Regions from separate parts of the Homo sapiens genome. Here regions 1, 2 and 4 are each linked to region 3. A link is a loop called in an ENCODE intact Hi-C map of the cell type or tissue named here. Cell type or tissue: CD4-positive, alpha-beta T cell. All regions are shown on one strand. Each heading gives the region's core, and the rest is flanking DNA. Links, peaks and the distances in the headings are about the cores only.

What was found. Hi-C counts contacts between places; a loop is a spot of excess contacts. Peaks named below come from ENCODE experiments on the same cell type or tissue, not always from the same donor. Only the 100,000 strongest peaks of a DNase experiment are listed, where the experiment ranks them.
Region 1: it touches region 3 in a loop (3-fold over the local background); 3 of 110 quality-filtered maps call a loop at or near these places.
Region 2: a loop joins it to region 3, with 12 times the contacts of the local background. A loop is called at or near these places in 71 of 110 quality-filtered maps.
Region 4: it touches region 3 in a loop (9-fold over the local background); 72 of 110 quality-filtered maps call a loop at or near these places.

The regions. Positions count from the first base shown.
Region 1 is chr1:158,996,404-159,001,708 of GRCh38, reverse strand. PYDC5 (pyrin domain containing 5) reads left to right here. Exons shown (of 1, transcript NM_001320010.2): 1 at 1-1,738. The coding sequence starts at 1,397. The coding sequence ends at 1,738. It also overlaps a transcript of IFI16 not described here. Among named protein-coding and RNA genes, the nearest start is that of PYDC5, 3.7 kb to the left of the region's middle. RefSeq lists an enhancer at 5,221-5,305. In CD4-positive, alpha-beta T cell, for the core only: CTCF peaks have their summits at 2,634 and 2,834 (motif pointing right); a DNase peak (open chromatin) is centred at 2,848; H3K4me3 peaks cover 900 bases; H3K27ac peaks cover 690 bases.
Region 2 is chr1:158,122,486-158,127,779 of GRCh38, reverse strand. It overlaps SMIM42 (small integral membrane protein 42), which reads left to right. Exons shown (of 1, transcript NM_001395415.1): 1 at 1-493. Among named protein-coding and RNA genes, the nearest start is that of SMIM42, 3.2 kb to the left of the region's middle. RefSeq lists a silencer at 2,531-2,700. In CD4-positive, alpha-beta T cell, for the core only: a CTCF peak has its summit at 2,642 (motif pointing right); a DNase peak (open chromatin) is centred at 2,619; H3K27me3 peaks cover 526 bases.
Region 3 is chr1:157,990,061-157,995,365 of GRCh38, reverse strand. It overlaps KIRREL1 (kirre like nephrin family adhesion molecule 1), which reads right to left and starts at 1,721. Exons shown (of 15, transcript NM_018240.7): 1 at 1,638-1,721. The coding sequence starts at 1,689. In CD4-positive, alpha-beta T cell, for the core only: a CTCF peak has its summit at 3,179 (motif pointing left); a DNase peak (open chromatin) is centred at 3,225; H3K4me3 peaks cover 472 bases; H3K27me3 peaks cover 1,652 bases.
Region 4 is chr1:158,110,938-158,116,242 of GRCh38, reverse strand. No RefSeq gene overlaps it. Among named protein-coding and RNA genes, the nearest start is that of SMIM42, 15 kb to the left of the region's middle. RefSeq lists an enhancer at 988-1,037. In CD4-positive, alpha-beta T cell, for the core only: a CTCF peak has its summit at 2,556 (motif pointing right); a DNase peak (open chromatin) is centred at 2,582; H3K4me3 peaks cover 601 bases; H3K27me3 peaks cover 1,283 bases.

The DNA.
Region 1 (5,305 bases), core at 213-5,212, 1.0 Mb before region 3:
GGGTTGTAGGAGGGTTGCATTCTTATAGATAAGTAGGGAAACATGCTGAGTTGACTGTGTTTAGCATATAATAGATGCTCAGGAAATGCAAATTTCCTTCTTTTCTTTCACTGGTAAGACAGGGGCGTTCATGTAGTTTAATCATTTTAAGTATTTGAAATGTGTTCCTTATTTTGAAAATGTCCCTTAAAATACTTTATAAATACTTTCAATTTTTGCTTATAAATTCTACATGTATAAATAGGGTTTCTCTAGCTATCACCTGTCTATAGGAAAAAATAATAAGTTCATATTAAAAGTAATAACTCAGAATTCATTAACATTGTCTCTATCAATGGGAGCCTCCCCTAAAAGTCACAGTTGGTTATCTTCAGCTCATAAACATCCTTTCTTGTTCTTGGCTCAAGTCCTCTACCATATAGGTTGCTACTTTTAAAGTAAAATTACTAAATACTGGTAATTTTGAGCACCTGTTCATATGTGTGTTGGACATTTGAGTAACGTGGTTATTCATACCTATTGTCCATTTTTCACATGGGCTGTACAAATGGGACAATATGTAGTTCTACACACATTCTGAATTATATACATTGCCTATGTTTTCTTTCAGGATTTGGAAGTATTATGTTTAATTTTTCTTTTTTATAAAGAAATTTAGAGTTTACATGCAATCAAATTTAATAAACTTTCCCTTCCTGACTTGCACCTTTTGTGCTTAAGACACCTTCCCCTACCTCAACATATTGAGATTATCCTGTTTTCTTCTAATGGGTTACTGGTCACATTAGGTCTTCAATGTGCTACACACTTTAAATAATCAGATCTCTGTGACTCAGAGGAGAACTCACTCATCAACCAGGGGATGGCACTGAGCCATTCATGAGGGATCCACCCCCATGAGCCAAGCACTTCCCGTCAAGCCCCACCTCCAACACTGGGAATCACATTTCAGCATGAGATTTGGGGAAAATAAATATCCAAACCATATGATTCCAAAAACATGATCCATGAAAGAAGAAATTGAAAAATTGAGCTTTATCTACTGTATACATGTCAAAAAATTTAAATTGCACATGTGAAATATGTGCATTGTGTTGTATGTCAGTTATGCCTGAATAACTCTGTTTTAAAAATAACAGGAAAATGGATCCCATTTTCTAAGAATTCTGGAGGTGGTTGTATACCCTCTGAAGATGTCTTTCCCAGGAAGAAGGACTATCTTGCTTAAAAAGTTATTTCTTATATTTCACCAAAATCTCTTTTACTGTACTGTAAACATTTTATTTTCCCTTTAAAAAATAGTAACAGCTCACCTTGCTTCATTTTGAATGTTGAATCACTTTTGGTGGTATAATCTTACATAGTTTGGATCCCTTATAAGCTGAAAAGTCGTGAGATGGAGAGTAAATATAAGGAGATACTCTTGCTAACCAGCCTGGATAACATCACCGATGAGGAACTGGATAGGTTTAAGTGCTTTCTTCCAGATGAGTTTAATATTGCCACAGGCAAACTGCATACTCTAAACAGCACGAGTAGCCAACTTGATTTAAAACGCTGGCATGGTGTCTGCAGTGAGGAAGACCGTATTTTTCAGAAGCTGAATTATATGCTTGTGGCAAAATGTCTTCGGGAAGAGCAGGAAACAGGTATATGTGGGAGTCCCTCATCTGCCCGGTCCGTTTCTCAGTCAAGACTTGGTCTTTCCTTTCATGGCATTTCTGGGAATGCATGTTGATGAGGGAAACGGGATGACACTAAGCTATTCATGAGGGATCCACCCCCCGTGATCCAGACACCTCCCATCAGGCCCCACCTCCAACACTAGGGATTGCATTTCAGCATGAAAGTCCCCCAGGGAAGGCTGCTGGAATTTGTTTGCTAACTTACTACACCAGCCTCGTTGCCCCCTTTTACTGAGAAATCACTCCTAGGAAGTGTTTGTTACAAATTCCACAAATCCATCCCAGCCTTTGTTTGCATCTCTTGTTCCAGCCCTTAGGGCTGCCACTTCCATTTGTCATATTTTCACTTCTCCAGTTCAATTGCAGCGAACATGAACATGGAATTTCAATCTTAACTTCTCAAAACCTCATTTACATGTTTACCAAAGATTTTAAGATAAAGGAAAGAAATCATAGCACTGGAAAAAAAATAAACTGGGATACTAGGTCGTTTTGTTCTTCCACACAGCCTGCTCATTCTTCTCCCTGTCCCCGGCCTGCTGTGGTCCCAGACGATCCTTTCTTCTTCAAGGGAGTCTTGTATTCATACATCCGCTCTTTCAAATTCAAATATTATTTATCCTTCTCTCTATTTCCTTCCACTAATGACAACAAACTACCCGCACACAAAAACTGTTTTTATATTATTGGACAAATCATTGAATGTCTCCATCTTATCTGCATTTTGTTTACATTTCTGATCTTTTTCTCTATAATTAATATATCCTTTATTTATGTCTGTATAATTAAAATTGACCAACAAAGGAGCATCTCACACTAGGATCCCCCAAAATGAGAGCCTCCAAATGTAACAATTTAGAGATTTTTAAGTTCAACTCTAACAGCAAAACTTATACGACATCTTTTACTCCGTGTGTGTGTGCGCGCGCACGCACGCAGGCACGCAACATGGATAACATGGTTTCTATGTTTACATGATTTCTATGAAGTCGAGATGAAACCATGTAAGTGATAATATAAGCCACAGATCTATACAGATATAAACTGTTAGGCAATATTTAAGGCGCTTTAGCGAAAGGGCTTGTTGTCTTATGCATTATATTTTTCTAGGTTATTCAAAGTCAGAAAGTGTAGTGCTTAGGTATTGCCACAAGGTGGCAGTAACTTCACATAATGTGCGGAAGCAACTAACCGACCTGCAGAAATCAATTAAGTTCCTTTACAGCTCTAAATTTCTATTCTAGATCACGCCTAGGCCTACTTTGAAAGTAGCAAATTTATTTATTTGTGCCCCATGCTACCCTTAACTGTCCCTGGAGGAAACCAGTTTTTTGTTGTGTTTTCTGTAGGTTTCAATTTTCATTCCTTCTTGAAAGTTCTTTCTGCATAACCAGTGCTATGCCTGCATGTGGAGCACTATACAGTATTCTACCCACGATCTCACCTCATGGAAGATAGAGGAGATCTGGAGAAATCTTTAATGAAGACGGTTAATAATCATTTTATGGGAAAGATCAGTAGATGGAAAGAGAGATGACAAAGTATGAGGACACTTAAGCCTGGAAAAAGGAAGCTGAGAGAGCTTGTGATCAAATTCTGTAAAAGTCCTGCAAGATTAAAATAGAAAGTTGAAAATGATAAATGAAATAATAAGTGAGAATTCTGCATCTGATTATTAATGAAAAAGAGATTTACAGTGGGCAGACATACTCGTCCACAAATATCGGTACCACTGTGTGGGAGATGAAATATGACTGATGTGATGTGGTAGAATGATAGGCTGATTCCCTTGGCCTCCCTTCACTCTGTTTTTTCTCGTATACTCTCAACACAGAAGGGAAACTTTATCTTCATACCTCTCTGAAACCAGTTTCATGAAACTAAGCTACCTTTGAAAGTTAGTTTTACTACTTCTTAGAGTAGACATTCCTTTACACTAACCCTGACAGAGTCCATGACTTTCTATTGTTTGAAATGTAGTGACATATTGTTAGATATATAGTTTACAAATATTTTATCCCATTCTGTAAGCTGTCCCTTCATTCTGTTGATTGTATACTGTGCAGAAGTTTTTAAGTTTGATGTAATCTCATTTATCCATTTGTGCTTTTGCTGCCTGTGCTTTCGAGGTCTTATTCAAACAATTCTTACACATACCAATGTCCTAAGGCATTTTCTCTGTGTTTTCTTCTAGTAGTTTCATAGTTCTGGATCTTACCTTTAAGTCTTTAATTCATTTTGAGTGACTTTCACATGTTGTGAAACATAAGAGTCTAATTTTATTCTTCTTCATGTGATTATTCAAAACATATAAGGAATTCAAAGAACTCAATACTTGGTATAAAATAAACAAAAACAAAATAAAATAACCTGATTACAAAGTAGATAAAAGCCTGAATAGACATTTCTGAAACGAAGTCATACAAATGGCCACCAGGTATATGAAAAATTCTCCACATCACCAAACATTGAGTAATGCAAAGCAAGGCCATAATGAGATTTCACCTCATCCCAGTTTGAACGGCTATTATCAAAAAGACAAGAGATAACAAATGTCAGCAAGGATGTGGAGAAAAAGGAGCTCCTTACACTGTTGGTGAGAATGTAAACTCATAAAGCCATTATGGGAAATAGTATGGAGGCGCCTCAAAAAATTAAAAAGAGAAATACCATATGATGTAGCAGTCCCACTTCTTATAGTAAGAAGAATGAAATGAGTATGTTGAAGAGCTCTCTACACTCTCGTATTTATTGCAGCACGATTCACGGTTATGAATGGCACTATTCACAATTCACATTGATTGATGTGGATTCAGCCTAAGTGTCCACTAGTGGATGAATGGATAAAGAAAATGTGAAGGCACATGCTGACAAACATACAGATGCACTTAAATTTATACTAAAAATCACTGGACTGCGTTGCTAACTTCCATTAGGGAAGAATGTAGAACAGACCATGGGATTCTTTCATTGCCAGGTTCATGTGACCCTTTCCATATGGTCAACACCAGACCAGAAATTTAATCAGTTCCAGCCCAAGTGCCATCACCAAAATGTGAGAAGGCTGCCCACTGCTCAAAGGTTTTCAATTAAGATAGGTACTCCTGGCTGGGTGCGGTGGCTGAGGCCTGTAATCCCAGAACTTTGGGAGGCCAAGGCGGGTGATCACGAGGTCAGGAGATCGAGACCATCCTGGCTAACACAGTGAAACCCCGTCTCTACTAAAAATACAAAAAAAAAAAAAAAAAAAAAAAAATTAGCCGGCCATGGTGGCCGGTGCCTGTAGTCCCAGCTACTCGGGAGGCTGAGGCAGCAGAATGGCGTGAACCCAGGAGGTGGAGCTTGCAGTGAGCTGAGATCGCACCACTGCACTCCAGCCTGGGCGACAGAGCGAGACTCTGTCTCAAACAAACAAACAAACAAAAAGATAGGTACTCTTTTTTTGAACATGTGACATGGGTGTAGACAACTGTGTTTCAGTTTGACTGGGAAGATAAAAGTGTTTTCTTTATAGAGGAAGAAAGCCCAGGTCTGTGCCCTCAGGGCAGGCTGGGGAAATTGAAAGTGTGGTTTGGGTAAGACGGTACCTGGTAGAAAGGACATCCATGCAGAATCAGTGC
Region 2 (5,294 bases), core at 1-5,000, 130 kb before region 3:
AGCCCAGAGCCAGGGGAGCCAGAGCTGCTTTAGCCACCCTGTTCCTCCATTGCCAGATGTCCCCCCAGGCCTCATTTCCTTCCTCTGCCACCATCCCTCTTATAATGCACTCCTCCTGCGGTTCTTTGGCTTGTCCCAGCTTCTGAGTTTGAATGTCTTTTTTTTTTTTTTTTTTTTTGTGGATCTTCAAGACTGAAATAGTAAATGGCTCTTGATTTCTGCACTAACAGAGGAAAGAAACAAGTACATGGAAAAGTAAAAATTGATTACAAAGCCTAAATTTTCCTCTATAAATTGGGCATGTGCTGACTGTGGGATATTGAAATTATTGGGAGCTCACAGCATCTCAAGTTATATAATGAAGCTATTCTGGAAGCTCATTTCCAGAAGATCCTTAAAATGAAATGGCTCACTCTCTGCTGAATTGTAGGTACACTCTTTCCTCCTCTTCACTTAATGCTGGGAGTAAAATGTATTTTTTTTATTAAGAAATGATTTGAAGTACCATACATTTTTCTCTCCTCTCTCACCCTCCAACTTAGTGGGTTGACAAAATTTTAAAATATCATATCCTAAAATGATAATTTTTCTTTTTCTTTTTTTGTCCTTTCAGAATTTGGAGCAAGTTAACTCCTTTTTCAAATGAAATCCAAATTAAAGAGGCAGTTTTTTTGAAAAACCAAACTCTTATTCAATTCGGTTTGGGTAACCCTAGGGAGAATTTTACTACTTGCCTGAAATGAATGAATATTTTTCTAGGAGAAGAACCTCTTTGCCCAGTCTATTGTTAACCCTTCCTTTTAGAAGCATCATATCAGGTGTCCTCTTGCTTCAACCCTCACATGCATTTGACTCTGGAAGTCTTAAACCAGGGCCCCTTCCCTCTAAACCTTTCCTCCATTGCTTACAATCATGGAACTGTGTTTGGCCACTGGAAGAATAAGTCACTCGGGGTATGTGGCCATGCACTCTGCATCTCAAAGCATGGGTCACTCTTTCACCCCCACTTTAGCCCATAGAAATTTGGAAGCTTGGTCCTTTGGTGCTGTAGAGAGGCTAGGGTTGCTACCAGACCCAAGGGGAGTCCACCCCAGTGAGGGCTCTCACCTGCCTCCTGGAGTGCCTGTTGCCAATGGTGGCGGTGGGTGTTTGTTTCTGTGGTTGACCAGCTTTGGCAGAAACAAACCACCAAGTAGCTGGCAGATGAAACTGAAAAGCCTCATGACTGAGAAAGACATAGCCCGGTTGCCTCTGACAGCTGAGGCCCTCTTTATTAAAAGCCACCAGCATTCCTCCCAAGCATGGTGTGCTTGGAAAATAGTGCATGCTAGGGGTGGGATGGGGAGTGGTGTCTTGACATGAGTGGGCATGGGTTCCATGCCTTTCCTTGTTGGGGAGGAGTTCCACCAAAGGTCTGTGCATGTCTTAGAATTGGCAGAAAGATCTTCAGCACTCCTAACACTCTTCAAATCTTTCTTTCCTATCATGCAGATGCCTCTATTCACCCAGCAGATATTTACTGAGCTCTCACTGTGTACCAGACCCTGTCCTGGATGCTGGGATACAAGAATAGCAGAAAGGTGCCCATCTTCTCTCTCCTAGAGCCCATACAGCACAGTGAGAGAGACAGATGTTAACGAAATAACCGCATACATGATTTTTTAATTATAAATGGAGAAAAGTGCTCTGAAAAAGGAATCTGGCTTTATGAGAGTATATATGAAAGGAATCTGACCTAGACAGAGAAAGTTTACCTGAGGAAGTAATGCTTGGGCTGAGAACTGAAGGGTGAGTGAATGAGAAACAGGTGAGGGGCAAAAGAAGGGCCAGGCCCCCCGGATAGAGAGACAGCACCGGCCAAGGCCTGTGAAGGGAGCAGTCAATGGGATAGAAAGATGGTCAGCAGTTCTGGAACACAGAAATTGAACACAAAAATAAAGCATTATGAGGCTGGAGACATAGGTGGGACTGTATCTCACAGAACCCTGGTGGGCAGTAATCACTGGTGACTGAGCTGTGGAGGGGGGATGGGGATAGATCTCTAAGGCTCCTTCCAGCTGGTGCATTTCTGCACTTACTAGTTAGGTGCATGTATTAAAAGACTCCTGGCCAGGCGGGCGCGGTGGCTCATGCCTGTAATCCCAGCACTCTGGGAGGCCGAGGTGGGTGGATCATGAGGTCAGGAGATTGAGACCATCCTGGCCAACATGGTGAAACCCAGTCTCTACTAAAAATACAAAAATTAGCTGGGCGTGGTGGTGCATGCCTGTAATCCCAGCTACTCTGGAGGCTGAGGCAGGAGAATCTCTTGAACCCGGGAGGCGGAGGTTGCAGTGAGCCGAAATCGCACCGCTGCACTCCAGCCTGGCAACAGAGCAAGACTCCGTCTCAAACAAAAACAAAAACAAAACAAAAAAAAAGACTCCTGGCCCAGATTGTTTCACACTTCCCAGAGACTCAAAGTTCCCCTCCTCCCATGGAACTCAAAGCCATTTCCTTCCATCCTCCAGGATTTAGTTACTCCCCAAACTCCTCAAGCCCCGCCTACATTCTTCTGTTTCTATTATTCAGACTTAAGGACAAACCGGCCAGGCTGCACTGTAAGCTTATGGCCATCAGATGGCAGCAAAACATCAGCAAACCTGGTCCTTGTAGCACCCGCAAAGGCAAAGGGACTCAGCTGGATAGTCAGTCCCTCCCTCCACCTCCATAAAGGCCTATAATCAAGTCATCCACAATAATGGGAATCTCTTTTCCAGAAGTTCTCCAGGGTTGGAAATTTCAGAATTTTAAAAACATGTGTTATATATTGAGCATCAATTATACACTGGTTCTTAACATATGGTATCTTTTTGCTACCTAGCTATGCTGTGAAAAGGGCATTATCCCTCCTATACAAGGAAAATTGAGGCTCGGAGCATCAGGGAGGCTGGTTATCTGTTCAAAGGCTCATAGCAGAGCCTGAATTCTTTTCCTCTCCCATGCTGCTCCCTGCATTCATCATGGAATAAGACATTTTCAGCTTCGAGGAAGCTCTTCTTTCTCTATCAGAAATCATTTTGCTCTAAAATGCTGCTGGCATTAATTTATAGTATTCTCTTTAGGGAGATGCTCTGCCAGGGGTGCCTTGTGTCTGCCTCCCTTACCTCCTATGGCTTTTCTCCAACACCCTCCAAGAGGTCTGTCGGCAGCTCCAGCTCCTGCACCTGTAGGCATCAAGTCAACAAGCACTGACCATCATAAAGCAGCCAGTGAGCAATGGGTGGCAGAGAGAAGGTGGTGAAGAGCAATGAGATGTTAATCCCTTCTTTGAGGAGCTTTAGTTCCAGATGTGGCTAAGGGCTTCCCTTGGACTAACAGCAGCCACAGGTGGTTTCTGAGACAGGCCAAGGATGGGGTGTTGGCATTCTAAAGCCTGAAGGGTCCTTGTGGGCTAGGGAAAGCATCCAGAAGCAGCTGCAATGTTAGGGAAACAGCTAGCATAGACTTAAGAGTGGAAGGGAATTCATGAGGCATGACAGGGGGGCAGTGAGCCAGCTGCATGACGCATGCAGGGAAACAATGGGGAGTCAGGTGAGAAAATAGCACTCGCCTATGGTAGAGACCTTGAATATCAGGCTAAGGTGTTCAATTTCAAGCTAGAGGGAGCCAGGGAAGGAAAGTGACACATGAAATAAACACTCAAGGTTAATCTGGCATGGTTGATGAATAGGAATAGGGAAAAATTAAGAAGATAGGCTACAATGCTATAGTTTTATCATAAAGGTTTCCAAAGTTTTATCAAAAACTTTCCAAAGTTCCCTAATTACCCTTTGGTAAGAAATAGGGAGAAATTAAGTCAAGAAGATAAGTTAAAATGCTATAGTTTTATCATAAAATGTTCCATAGTTCCTGGTTCTTTCCTGTTTCTCTGACTTTGCCTGTTTATATTTTCCACCTGAACTGCCCTTTTGTAAATATTTCTCTGCTCAGTTTTTTGTTTTTTGTTTTGTTTTGTTTTTGTTTTTTGAGACAGAGTCTCACTCTGTTGCCCGGGCTGGAGTACAGTGGTGCCATCTGGGCTCACGCAACCTCCGCCTCCTGGGTTCCAGTGATTCTAATGCCTCAGCCTCCCAAGTAGCTGGGATTACAGGCGTGCACCAAAACGCCTGGTTAATTTTTGTATTTTTAGTACAGATGGGGTTTTGCCATGTTGGCCAGGCTGGTCTTGAACTCCTGATCTCAGGAGATCCACCCACCTTGTCCCCCAAAGTGCTGGGATTACAAGAATGAGACATGGCGCCCAGCCTGTTCAACAGTTTTTTAAGAGTGTGTGTGGAGAGGTAGAAGTTGAATTCAAAGGGGTCCATCTTCAGAACTTTGTCAAAAAGCAGGCGATACCAATAAGGACCTTTGCTGACTCCCATCTTCCTAACTTGGAGCATCAGCTGGCTGGGTCAGTAGCTGAAACAGGTGATGCCACAAATTGGGGGTGGGGTGAGAAACCTAGAAAAGTTTGGGAGTCACAGAGCTGTCTTCTCAAGCGATTGAGAGATGCTCTCTAACTGTTCCAGCCCACTGAAGCTCAAAAACTGTGGATTCCCTAAGTGGGCAGGGGCAGCAGCCATAGAATCAGCACTGCCCAGAGCTGCCATCATCCAGACAGACTCATGGAGTGCCAGAGCCAGAAGCTCCTTGGCCCACCCGGAACTTCACTCTCACTTTACACAGGCCTCTGGTGCCCAGGGGTAAGTGGGGGAGGCCTGAGTGTGGAGGTGTGTTTCAGAGAAACTGGGAGTGGAATGCTGGCTCCACCCTTCATTCATACCAGCTGTGCATCCACAGCAAATTACCTAAGCCAGTGGTTCTCAATGTATGGTTCTGGGATCCCTAAGGATACCCCAAGACCCTTTCAAGGGATCCATGAAATGGAAACTATTTTAATAAAAATATTAATATGTTTTTCACTCTCTTTCATGAGTGTACAGAAGAGCTTTTGAAAGACTACATGTTGCATTTTAAAGAGATTTGCAAACATGTAAAACACTGTTATTCTTCTTTCCAAATATGTTATTTCTGTTAATATATAATAAGTTTATCATAGTTATTTTTACATAAAATAAGTATTTTTTAAAAGTTTAGTGTTAGTTTCTAACAAACTGAAGTTCCTTGGGGTCCTCCATAATTTTTTTTTTTTTTTTTGAGATGGAGTATCACTCTGTTGCCCAGGCTGGAGTGCAGTGGCGTGATCTCAGCTCACTGCAACCTCTGCCTCCTGGGTTCAAGTGATTCTCCTGCCTCAGCCTCCCAAGTAG
Region 3 (5,305 bases), core at 64-5,063:
CCTCCTCCTTTCCCCTAGCACCACCTCCCACTCCTGGCTCACACCACAGATGTGTGCCCTTCCCATATCATAGTGTGTGCTGGGGGGCTGGCATGGGTGCCCTGTGGGGAGAAATGAATCAAGACGTGCCCCCACCAACTCAGCCAGGCTTTGCCTTCGGAACTGGGAAGAGACCCGACAAGGAGAGGAAAGGTCCAGCATAACACACCACCTACAAACGCAGGAAGGGAACAGAAAGCAGGGCAATAATGCCTGAGGCTGTTCTACCCAGATCCATTCCCAGACACCCCCTAAAAGAGGACACCTCCTCCATCTGCAGTCTGTACATCTCCATAGGTGTCTGCCCATATGAATGTCTGTTCAAGTTTCTTTGTTTGCTAGAGGGTTGGTTTCTGTGAGAGCGTGTGTCCTGTCCTTGTAAACGCCTGCATACATGTACTGTGTATAGTTGTAACGTTCGGGTGGATGAATGCGTGAGTGTGTGCCGATCTGGGGGAGGAATCTGTCTTCCTCAGATGTCTCCGTGTCTTTGTGTATATGTGTCTGTCTCAGTGTGGGGGATGTTTGTGGGGATGTCTCTCTCTCAGTAGGTGAGTAGTCTGTCTCAGTGTCTGTGAGTGTTTTACGGTGTTTGTGTGTCAATTTCTGTGTGTCAGCTCCATTTTTGGGGAGGGAAGGAGTTCAGCAGGATTCAGTCTTCCTTAGAGTCAGACCTGGGAGGCAAGAACCAACTCCCACAGACCCCAGTCCCTGCTGCAGTCTGGACCCTTGGTTCCCTCAGCCCTCTTCCCTCCCCCAACCCCAGCCCTGCCCAGGATACACTGACATCCTCATCTCTCCCAACCACCTCCCTCACCTCCCAGCCTCTCCCCTGCCAGTGTCAAATAAGCCCCAGACAGCAACACTTTCCTGAGCCCAAGTAGAGTGTCAGCCCCCTCCCCCCACCGCCTCTGCCCCCGCCCCCGTGAGTTCCCCCCCTCTGTATCAAGCGGGCCTGAAGCTGTATGTGGAACTCCACTCTCCACCCAGAGCCTCCGTGGGCAGGGGTTCCAAATCCCCACTAGAGGCGCCGAGACACCCCTCCCTTCCTCTAGAGGGGGCAGCCCCAGGCAGGCTGGAGCCGTGATTCAGACTCAGACCCCCGAGGGGCTGGGCTGGAGTAGGGGGATCCCCTTGGCAACATCTTCGGGAGGTGGGACCCAGCTTTTCGCTCACCCCCTCGCCCGAAATCCGAAATCCCACCCTCTTCCCAGCCTTGCCCTTAGGCTGGACTCAGGCGTCCGGAACCCCGGCCTCAGAGGGCGAGGGTCGGTAGGGCTGCCAGAAGCTCAAGAGAAAGCGTTCGGTTCCCCGTTTTACTCGGACCTCCAGCCCTCGCGGCCCCATTGCTCGGTTCTCCCGCGCAGCCAGAGGAAACAACTTGGGCAAATCAACGGCAAACTCATTCTCCCCAGCCCCTCGTTACTCCGCGCCCCCTCCCCCAGGGCTCTGCGCCCGGACCGAGCCCCCGCCTCGTGGCGTCCGGACCCGGGGACTGGCCGCGGGCCGCGGGGCACTCCAGCACTCTCCCACCGGGGAAGCAGTGCCCCGGCCCCGGGGGGAAGCCGAGCGTCCGGGGGTGGGCTGGGGGCCCTTACCTTGGGAGAAAGTATCGGAGAGAGTGAGGATCCAGACGAGGAGGCTCAGCATGCTGTCCGCCCGCCGTGCGCCCGCCCGCGGCTGGGGCCCGGAGTTGGCGAGCGAGCCAGAGGAGCGGGCTGGGGAGGAGGGGAGCCCGGGAGCCCGGGAGCCCGCCCCCCGCCCGCCCGCGCCCGCCCCTGCACACACACACGCGCGCGCGCACACTCACGCGCACAAACTCATTTCCCTGCCCTCCGATTCTCTTTATCTCTCTTTCCTCCCAGACCTTTTTCTCCTCCTGGTCGCCCTCCCCCTTTAATTATTTCTCCTCTCAAGCTGTATCTCTCTGGGTCTCTTTCGGTCTTTGCTCCCCCTTTCTCTCCCCTTCTCTTCCTTCCCTCTCTCCCTCCCTGCCTCCCTGCCTGCCTGCCTCCCTCCCTCCGCCTGACGTCTACTCTCCCTCCGACGGCGCCTCCCTCCACGAGCCCTCCCCCTGCCCCCCCACAACGCGCGCACACACATACCCCCCTCGCTGGAACTGAGATGGAAGGAGAGCAAAGAGGGAAAGGAATTGAGGGCAAAGGCAAAAGGGGGTGAAAAATGTGACCGTCGTGGGTTCTGGGGCAGGCACGACGGGACCCCTGGCCACCCCACCCCCTCCTATTTATAGACGCAATCTTGGTCGCGGGCTATGGAACTAAGCAGTGGAGGAGGAACATGGGCTGAGGGACATCAGCCTCTAGCTCAGAGGATGTGATGGGGAGTGTGTGTGTGTGTGTGTGTGTGTGTGTGTTTCCGTGTGTGTGTCTAGGAGTGGGGTGGGGGGCAGGGAGTTAAATAAACATAAAGACCTTTCTTTTTAAATTCCACACCCAAAGTCTAGCCCCTAGATTCCCCAAATTAAGAATTCTCAATTGACTAATGAATGCTTGGATAAGGGAGGGGCATACATGCCTCTCCCCACCTATAAAACCCAGAACTGGAGAATGGGAGCTGCCTCTTGGACCTGCCTTGAGGCCCTGCCTTGGCTTCACCCAGTCAAGGTTGAGCACAGCTAGGCGTTGGAGGACTCAGCGGCCTGGAAGAGGCACAGTTGACCCTTCCTTTGTTCATCTTAGCCTTCCACCCATCCCGAAGGAGAAGGTAGCCAACTGGATGGCTTTGAAGGGCCAAGACCTGGCCTCACCTCCCTGAATGCAAGCCAGAGGAGAAGACAGCCACCAGTCAGATCTCTAAGCACGCTGGAGTTTGAGATCTTTTGGGGTAGGGACATGGAGGAACTAGGAAGGAAGGGAATTCCTGAGAATCATGAGAGCATTCAGGAGGGATCTCCACTTTCTTAAGGGCCCAGTTTGGCAACCAGCTCCTCTTCTCACCCCTGACCAGATACTTCTGCTCACAGGATTGCTCGGGTAGCCAGAGGTCTGGACCCTAGGGAATGGACAGAGAAGTTGCTGGAATTGCACAATTTTACAGTAATGTGTTGGTCCAAAGAGGTCTCCACTTCTTTCCTCCCAGATCCCAGATCTCCTGGGTCTCTAACACTCCCCGCCAAGTTTTCTCAATTTCTGCCCCTGAAAGTAGGTGCGTGGCTCTCTGGTGCCCTCTGTTGATGTGTAGCGGCCACAGCTCCTCTTTCCTCCGCAGATACTAACACCAGCCTGTGGTCCAGACGCATCCACACACAATTAGAAGACAGAGAAAGGCAGGAAAACACCCAAGCTCATATGCAGAAGCCCCATATGCACAGACCCAGAGAATTCTTCATATATTCCAAAACACAGGCAAGCACAGCTTAAGAATAGAGCCATACTTTGGCCAGAGAAATAGGACTGCAATCCCAAACGTACACAGAAAGACACCAACACACAGACACATAAGGCTTTTCATTTGTTCATTCATTAATCATACATTCCACAGATATTTTTTCAGCTCCAGACTGCTATTTTCCAGTCACCATTCTAGGCTTTGGGGAGACAATAATAATAAAAAAAAAAGGACAAAGTCTTTCCCTTTAATGTTCCATTCTGGAGGAAAGTCAGAGGCAGTAGAAAAAAATATGAAATATACTAGGTTATGGTAAATGCTATGGGGGACAAATAAAGCAGGATAAAAGATTAGGGAGAGGGAGAGAGGGAGGAATTACTGTTCTTACAGGTAATCAAAGAAAGCTGTTCTGCTACAGCCACATTTGGGCACAGACCTGAAGGAACTGAGGGTTTAGCTGCTCAGGCGTCTGAGGGAAGAATGCAGCAGGAAGATGGTAGCAGCAAAGGCAAAAACCCTGAGGTAGGGAGCTCCGGACATGTCAGCGAGACAGCCTTTTCTCCTTTCCACTCCACATGATGGTGTATGGAGGGGAAGGCGAGGGTGACCCTGACTTAGGAAAGTATTATTTTTGGTGTGTGTGTGTTTTCTTTTCTTTTCTTTTCTTTCTTTTTTTTTTTTGAAGGAGTTGCACTCTGTCACCCAGGCTGGAGTGTAGTGGCATGATCTTGGCTCACTGCAACCTCCATCTCCTGGGTTCAAGCGATTCTCCTGCCTCAGCCTCTTGAGTAGCTGGGATTACAGGCACCCGCCACCATGCCCAGCTAATTTCTGTATTTTTAGTAGAGATGGGGTTTCACCATGTTGGCCAGGCTGGTCTTGAACTGCTGACCTCAAGTGATTTGCCTGCCTCGGCCTCCCAAAGTACTGGGGTTACAGGTGTGAGCCACCACACTCGGCCTAGGAGAGCATTAATTTAAAAAAAAAGGTCTTTAATCGAAGGAAGGGAATATTCTTAGCTCAGTGTTTCCTGCCTAATCTCCATGTCTGATATCAGGCTTGATAGCTATTCTTTTTATGAGAAGGGACTGGGTTATCAGACCTTTTGGATTTTTGTGGGCCTTTTATTTTGCCTCAAAAGCCTAGAAACAGAGGAACCAAGTTTCTCTAGCTCACTAACAGCGAAAACAACAATCTGGCCTGTCTCCTCTGGTCCTTTAGCTTTTCTTTTCCCTCCCCCTTTCCTTTAATTCCAAATCTTCACCAGCTCAGTTCATAGCAAACTCATGTCTCTAGAATTTCTTCCACATAAGTCATCCAGCATCCCAGATCTCAGAGCTTAAGACACCATAGACCTCATCCCCAGCCAGTGGTCCTCAACACCAGTTGTGCATAGCACCTCCTGAGGGCCTTTAATTTTATTATTATTATTTTTTAATTTTTTGAGATGGAGTTTAGATCTGTCACCTGGGCTGGAGTGCCGTGGCATGATCTCAGCTCACTGTAACCTCCGCCTCCCGGGTTCAAGTGATTCTCCTGCCACAGCCTCCCAAGTAGCTGGGATTACAGGTGTGTGCCACCATGCCTGGGTAGTTTTTGTATTTTTAGTAGAGACAGCATTTCGCCATGTTGGCCAAGCTGGTCTCGAACTCCTGATCTCAGGTGATCCACCCGCCTCAGCCTCCCAAAGTGCTGTGGTTACAGGCATGAGCCACCATGCCCTGCCCTGAGGGCTGTTTAAAAACACCAGTGCCATGCCCTCATCCCTAAAGATTAATTGTTCTGGGGTGAAGTTCAAGCATCAGTATTTTTAGACATAGCTCCAGGTGATTCTAGTAGACAGCCAAGGTAGAGAGCTGCTAAACTAAGCAAACCCCTGCTTTCCAGACATTGTCTTCAGCAAGTCTGCACACCACAC
Region 4 (5,305 bases), core at 165-5,164, 120 kb before region 3:
TGTTCCCAAGCCCCACTCAGCCTCAGCAGCAACTCCATTCCTGCACAGGCCCCCACCCACAAATTCCCATCCAGGCACAGCCGAGTCCACACATATGCCCATTCGCTAACACAGATGTCACTGTGCACACACGTGCCCCCACCCAAACCTACATACCTGGGGACTGCCGGCCTTTCAGTGAGGAGCCACTTTTGCACTCCTAAAAAGGGATAAAGGACATGGATACCTTGAGGATAAACCCACAAGTTCTTTGGAGGACACCCCCTGTACTATTGAAAATTCCAGCAAACCTCAAGGAACAGGGTCCTCACATGTCAACAGGTTTGGAGGAGATTCAGCACAGGAGGACAAGGTCCCCCACAATACAGCTCTTCCCTACATTGAAAGCCATGTGTCCCGGAGGCTCCTGGTCTAGTGGTCCCTGGTCAAGTCTTGGCCTGGTCACTGCTCCTCAGATGTCTTTCTTCCAACCAGCACAGGTCCTTCTGATTCTGCCTGACACTCCCTCCCAGCTCCTTGCTCCCTGAGAGCCTTTCGACTTCTTCCGCATTGAGCATGTCACCTCTGGGGTGTCCTGAAGCTCTGGACATCAACGCCCAGCCCAGTCTCCATATTCTTCTTGTGGCTCCCCTGACATTCCAGCCCAACCCCTCTTGCCCAGATCTGTTAGATACACACCTACCCCAAGCCTTACCTGCTCCTTTTCCTTTCCTACCCCCGGCCTACTCAGCCACTCTCTTCTATAGAGAACCTTCCTAAGTCCACAAAGACACAGAGGACACTCTCTTGTTGGGATATTCTCCTTGGTCTCTACCCCTAACATAGTCATAGATTAACACAGTTGTAGACTTCTGAGTCCATGGAATACAACCTCCTTATTTTACAGAAAAGAGAACTGAGACTCGAGAGATGAGGTAAGTAACCAAGGGCCCACAGCTCAGTCATCTGTATGTAAATGGCATGCCACCACTCACTCCGTTCAGTGCTCATACACCTCTATACAGACATCTGCACGGACACATCATCCATGGCCTGGTGTTATGGTGAGGGTATGGGTGGGGGTGAGAGCTGGGAATAATTCTACACAGGACCCCTGGGAGACAGGCCAGGTATCCTCAGTTCTTTTTAATTTTCATTTATTTGTTCATTTTTTGAGATAGAGTCTCGCTCTGTCACTCAGGCTAGAGTGCAGTCTCAACTCACTGCAACCTCCACCTCTCGAGTTCAAGTGATTCTCCTACTTCAGCCTCCAGAGTAGCTGGGATTACAGGTGCCTGCCACCACGCCCGGCTAATGTTTGTACTTTTAGTAGAGATGGGGTTTCTCCATGTTGGCTAGGCTGGTCTCGAACTCCTCACCTCAGATTATCTGCCAGCCTCGGCCTCCCAAATGTGTTGGGATGACAGGAGTGAGCCACTGTGCCCGGCCCTTGGCCCCCTTTTTAAATTTTTTAAATTTTTTACTTTTTTTTTTTTTTTTTTGAGACGGAGTCTTGCTCTGTTGCCCATGCTGGAGTGCAATGGCATGATTTCGGCTCACTACAACCTCTGCTTCCCAGGTTCAAGCGATTCTCCTGCCTCATCCTCCCAAGTAGCTGGAACTACAGGTGCCTGCCACCATGCCTGGCTAATTTTTGTATTTTTAGTAGAGATGGGGTTTCACTGTGTTGGCCAAGCTGGTCTCGAACTCCTGACCTCATGATCTGCCTGCCTCGGCCTCCCAAAGTGCTGGAATTACAAGCGTGAGCTACCACGACTGGCCAATTTTTTAAATGTTTGTGTGCACTCCTCAGCTTCTTTCTGAGCCATTCTGGGAATCTTACAGTTGGGAAGATAGTCAACCGGCCAACTGGATGCATCAGTCACCCCACACTCCAAAGAACTCCCCAGAAGATGTTGGCCCGGCTTGGCTGTCTTTGGATCTCTGTCTCTCTCTGTCTCTCTCTCTCTCTCTCTGCTTCAGGGAAGGAAACATTTCTGGTGAATGAGGAGGCAACGGGCGAGACCTCAGGAGACAAGGTTGTTCATTCTAGGAATCTGTCTCAGACAATCTTCATCACCCGGAAACGATGGGAGGGGTGATGGGGGTGTCTTTCTGTGGGCATAGGGACAGAGGCCAGGGTCGACTGAGAAACAGACGATGAAGAGACAAGAAGGAAAAGGAGAGATGGCCTAGGACAGGCAGGGAGCCAGCTAAGTTTCCGCCAGGCTGAGTTCCGTGAAGGAAGAGATGCCTATTTTAGTCATCCCTGTATCCCTCCTGCCTCCTTCCTCACCCCCAGGTCCCCAGCACTAAGAAGAGAGTGATGTGGAGAAATGGATGGGGGCACCCAACGAATATGAAGCTGAAAGACAGGGGAAATGGCAGAAACAAAGGACAACCTTTAAGAAGCAAACGGGGTGGCAGAAAGGAAGAGTAGGGACGTGGAGGCAGCAGAAAGGCAGGCCACAGCTCAGGAGTTACGGAGGAGCAGAGGAGGGCAGGGGAGGGCTCGGCCCGCGGAGTCAGCGCTCCTCCCGCGCCGACCTCGGGCTCCGGGCGGCCGCCGGGGGGCGCCGGGCGCATCCTTCGCTGCCAACTCCCCGCCCGTGCCCCCGCTCGCGCCTGGGCCCCGCCGCACTCCAGCAGAAGCCATTACAGAGAACAAACTACCTTCTTGTCTCCGAGATGGGTCCCCGGGGAGGAAGGCAAATTGCCTGCCTCGTGCATAATAAGCCAGGCGTGGAGAGCAGCGCGGAGGAGGCCGCGGCAGCCACCGAGCGGGCAGAGCCTCCCGCCCCCACCCGCCGCCCGCGCCTGCCGAGCCCCCTGCCGAGCGGGCGGCGCGCAGGTCCGGAGAATCTCAAAAGGCTTGGAACACCGGGCTGCTTCCCGGTACCCCCATTCCTGCACAAGTTTGTGACTGTGGGCTTATCCCAGGAGAACCACACCAAGAGCTCGGTGCCTTTGCCCGGGATGCCTTTCTTCATGAGAAAAAGCCGGCTGCCCTTCTCATCCTTCTCGGAAGTTACAGTCTCCTCACTTTGAATTCGACCATCAGAAGTAATCGCTTCCTCTTCCTGCTAAGATAGCACTTTGTTCAGACTCCTAGTATTTAGCGATGACATCACGTTTATAGTTATTTGCATACAGGTACGTCTCTGCTATTGGACTACACATTCCTAAAGGACAGAAACCATAATTTACTTCTGTCCATACCCCAGAGACTTAGCACGGTGTCCAGTACCGAATGCATGAATGAATGAGTTTTAAAAGAAGAACCTAGCCTCTCGAATCACCAACACATCGCAGGTTTGTCTCCTCCACCTACGATTATACCCTTCTTGCAATTCCTGGTCTCCCCTAAGATACTATATACGGTTGAGGGTCTTTGGGTGAAGCCTCCTCAGGAGATTTAGACATTCTCAGGAACTGTGTAGAAGGAGAACATTGAAGAGGGCAGAGAGGGGTATATATTGAGCCCAGTGCCTGCCTTCAAGGAGCTCCTACTCTCATAAGGAAGCCAGGCAAGTAGACAGTGACAACCCAGTATGCTGAGTGCATAGAAAGAGAAAAGCAAGGGACCACAGCTGTTCCTGAGATAAGCCAACAACCACAAACTTGTGTGTGACTTGGGTGCAAGGATGGCGGTAGCACCTAGGCCAAGCCGACAATCCGGACAGGAGCAGGAGAGAAGGAAATCTGGGAGGAGGTGAAGCCCAATATAGTTTTGTAGGATGATCATGAGTCAGGAAGAGATAAATGGGGGTGGATAAAAGTGTTTCGAGGATCCATTCCAAGGAGCTGAGAAAGGCAAGAAATGGCATGGGCCCTATCATGGAGAACTATAAGTAGACTCAGGTGGCTTCCTAAAACCCTATGAAGGGATTCAACAAGAGGTGAGGCCACAGAAAGGGGTACTGAGGTCAGTTTAAGGAGGCCTTCAACCAACTTGTTAGTGGGCTTAATTTTATCCCGACCTTGACAGAGAGCCATGGAATGATTTCAGAGATGAGAGTATCATATCAGATTTGCGTTTTAGGATTATTTCAGAAGCAGCAGAGTCAAGTACGGATTACATGGGGTCAGGCTGGAGACAGAAAGATCAGATAGGAGGTTCTGGTATTAATCCAGACGAGAAGTGAAGAAAGCCTGAACCAAGGCAGCCATAATAGAAATGGAGAGAAGCAGCCAGGCTGAAGTGTGAGCGAGAAGACAGAATTGGCAGGTACCAGAAGGTGACTGATTGGACATGAGGGGTGAGGAAGGGGAAAGAAATAAGCCTGCTGCGAAGAGTTTAGATTAAGGATATGTGGTCATGGTGGCTCACACCTGTAATCCCAACACTTTGGGAAGCTGAAGTAGGAGAATCATTTGAGACCAAGAGTTTAACACCAACCTGGGCAACATAGCAAGACCCTGTCTCTAAAAAACAAAAATTAGCCGAGCATGGTGGCTCAGGCCTGCATTCCCAGCTACTCAGGAGGCTGAGGTTAGAGGATCACTTGAGACTGCCATGAGCTCACTTGAGGCTGCCATGAGCTGTAATGGCCACTGCACTCCAGCTTTGGTGACAGAACAAGACCCTGTCTCTTAAAAAAAAAAAACAAAAAACAGAAAACAAAGGACCTGGGTAAAAGGTCATACCACCCCAGGGAAGAAAAAGTGTGTTTTGTAGGTAAGGCATGTTGTTTTGAGGTACTGCAGGGATATAAAAAAATTAAATGTGGTTCTGAGCTCAGAAGGAAGCTGTGCTGGAGATAGAAGTTTAAGAGTTATCAGCATGATTTCGGTGGTTTGAAGACAAAAAAATAGATGAGATTACCCTCAAAAGTGTGAGTACAAGGAGAGAGAGCCCAGGAGAAAACACTGGAAAATATTTATATTTAAGAGATAGACTGGCTGAGTGCGGTGTTTCACACCTGTAATCTCAGCTCTTTGGGAGGCCAAGGCAGTTGGATCACCTGAAGTCAGGAGTTCAAGACCAGTGTGACCAACATGGTGAAGCCCCATCTCTACTAAAAATACAAAAATTAGCCAGGCATGGTGGCACATGCCTATAATCCCAGCTACTCAGGAGGCTGAGGCACGAGAATTTCTTGAACCTGGGAGGCAGAGGTTGCAGTGAGCCAAGACCGTGCCATTGCACTCCAGCCTGGGAAACAGGAGTGAAAATCCATCTCAAAAAAAACAAAAAAGAGAGAGACAGACAGAAAAAGAGGAGTCCACTTCTGCTAAGGATGGATAGAGAGGTGAGGGGAGAATCTGAGGTGATACCACAGAGCAAAAGAGGAGTTTGAAGGAATGGTAATTAGTGTGAAATGCT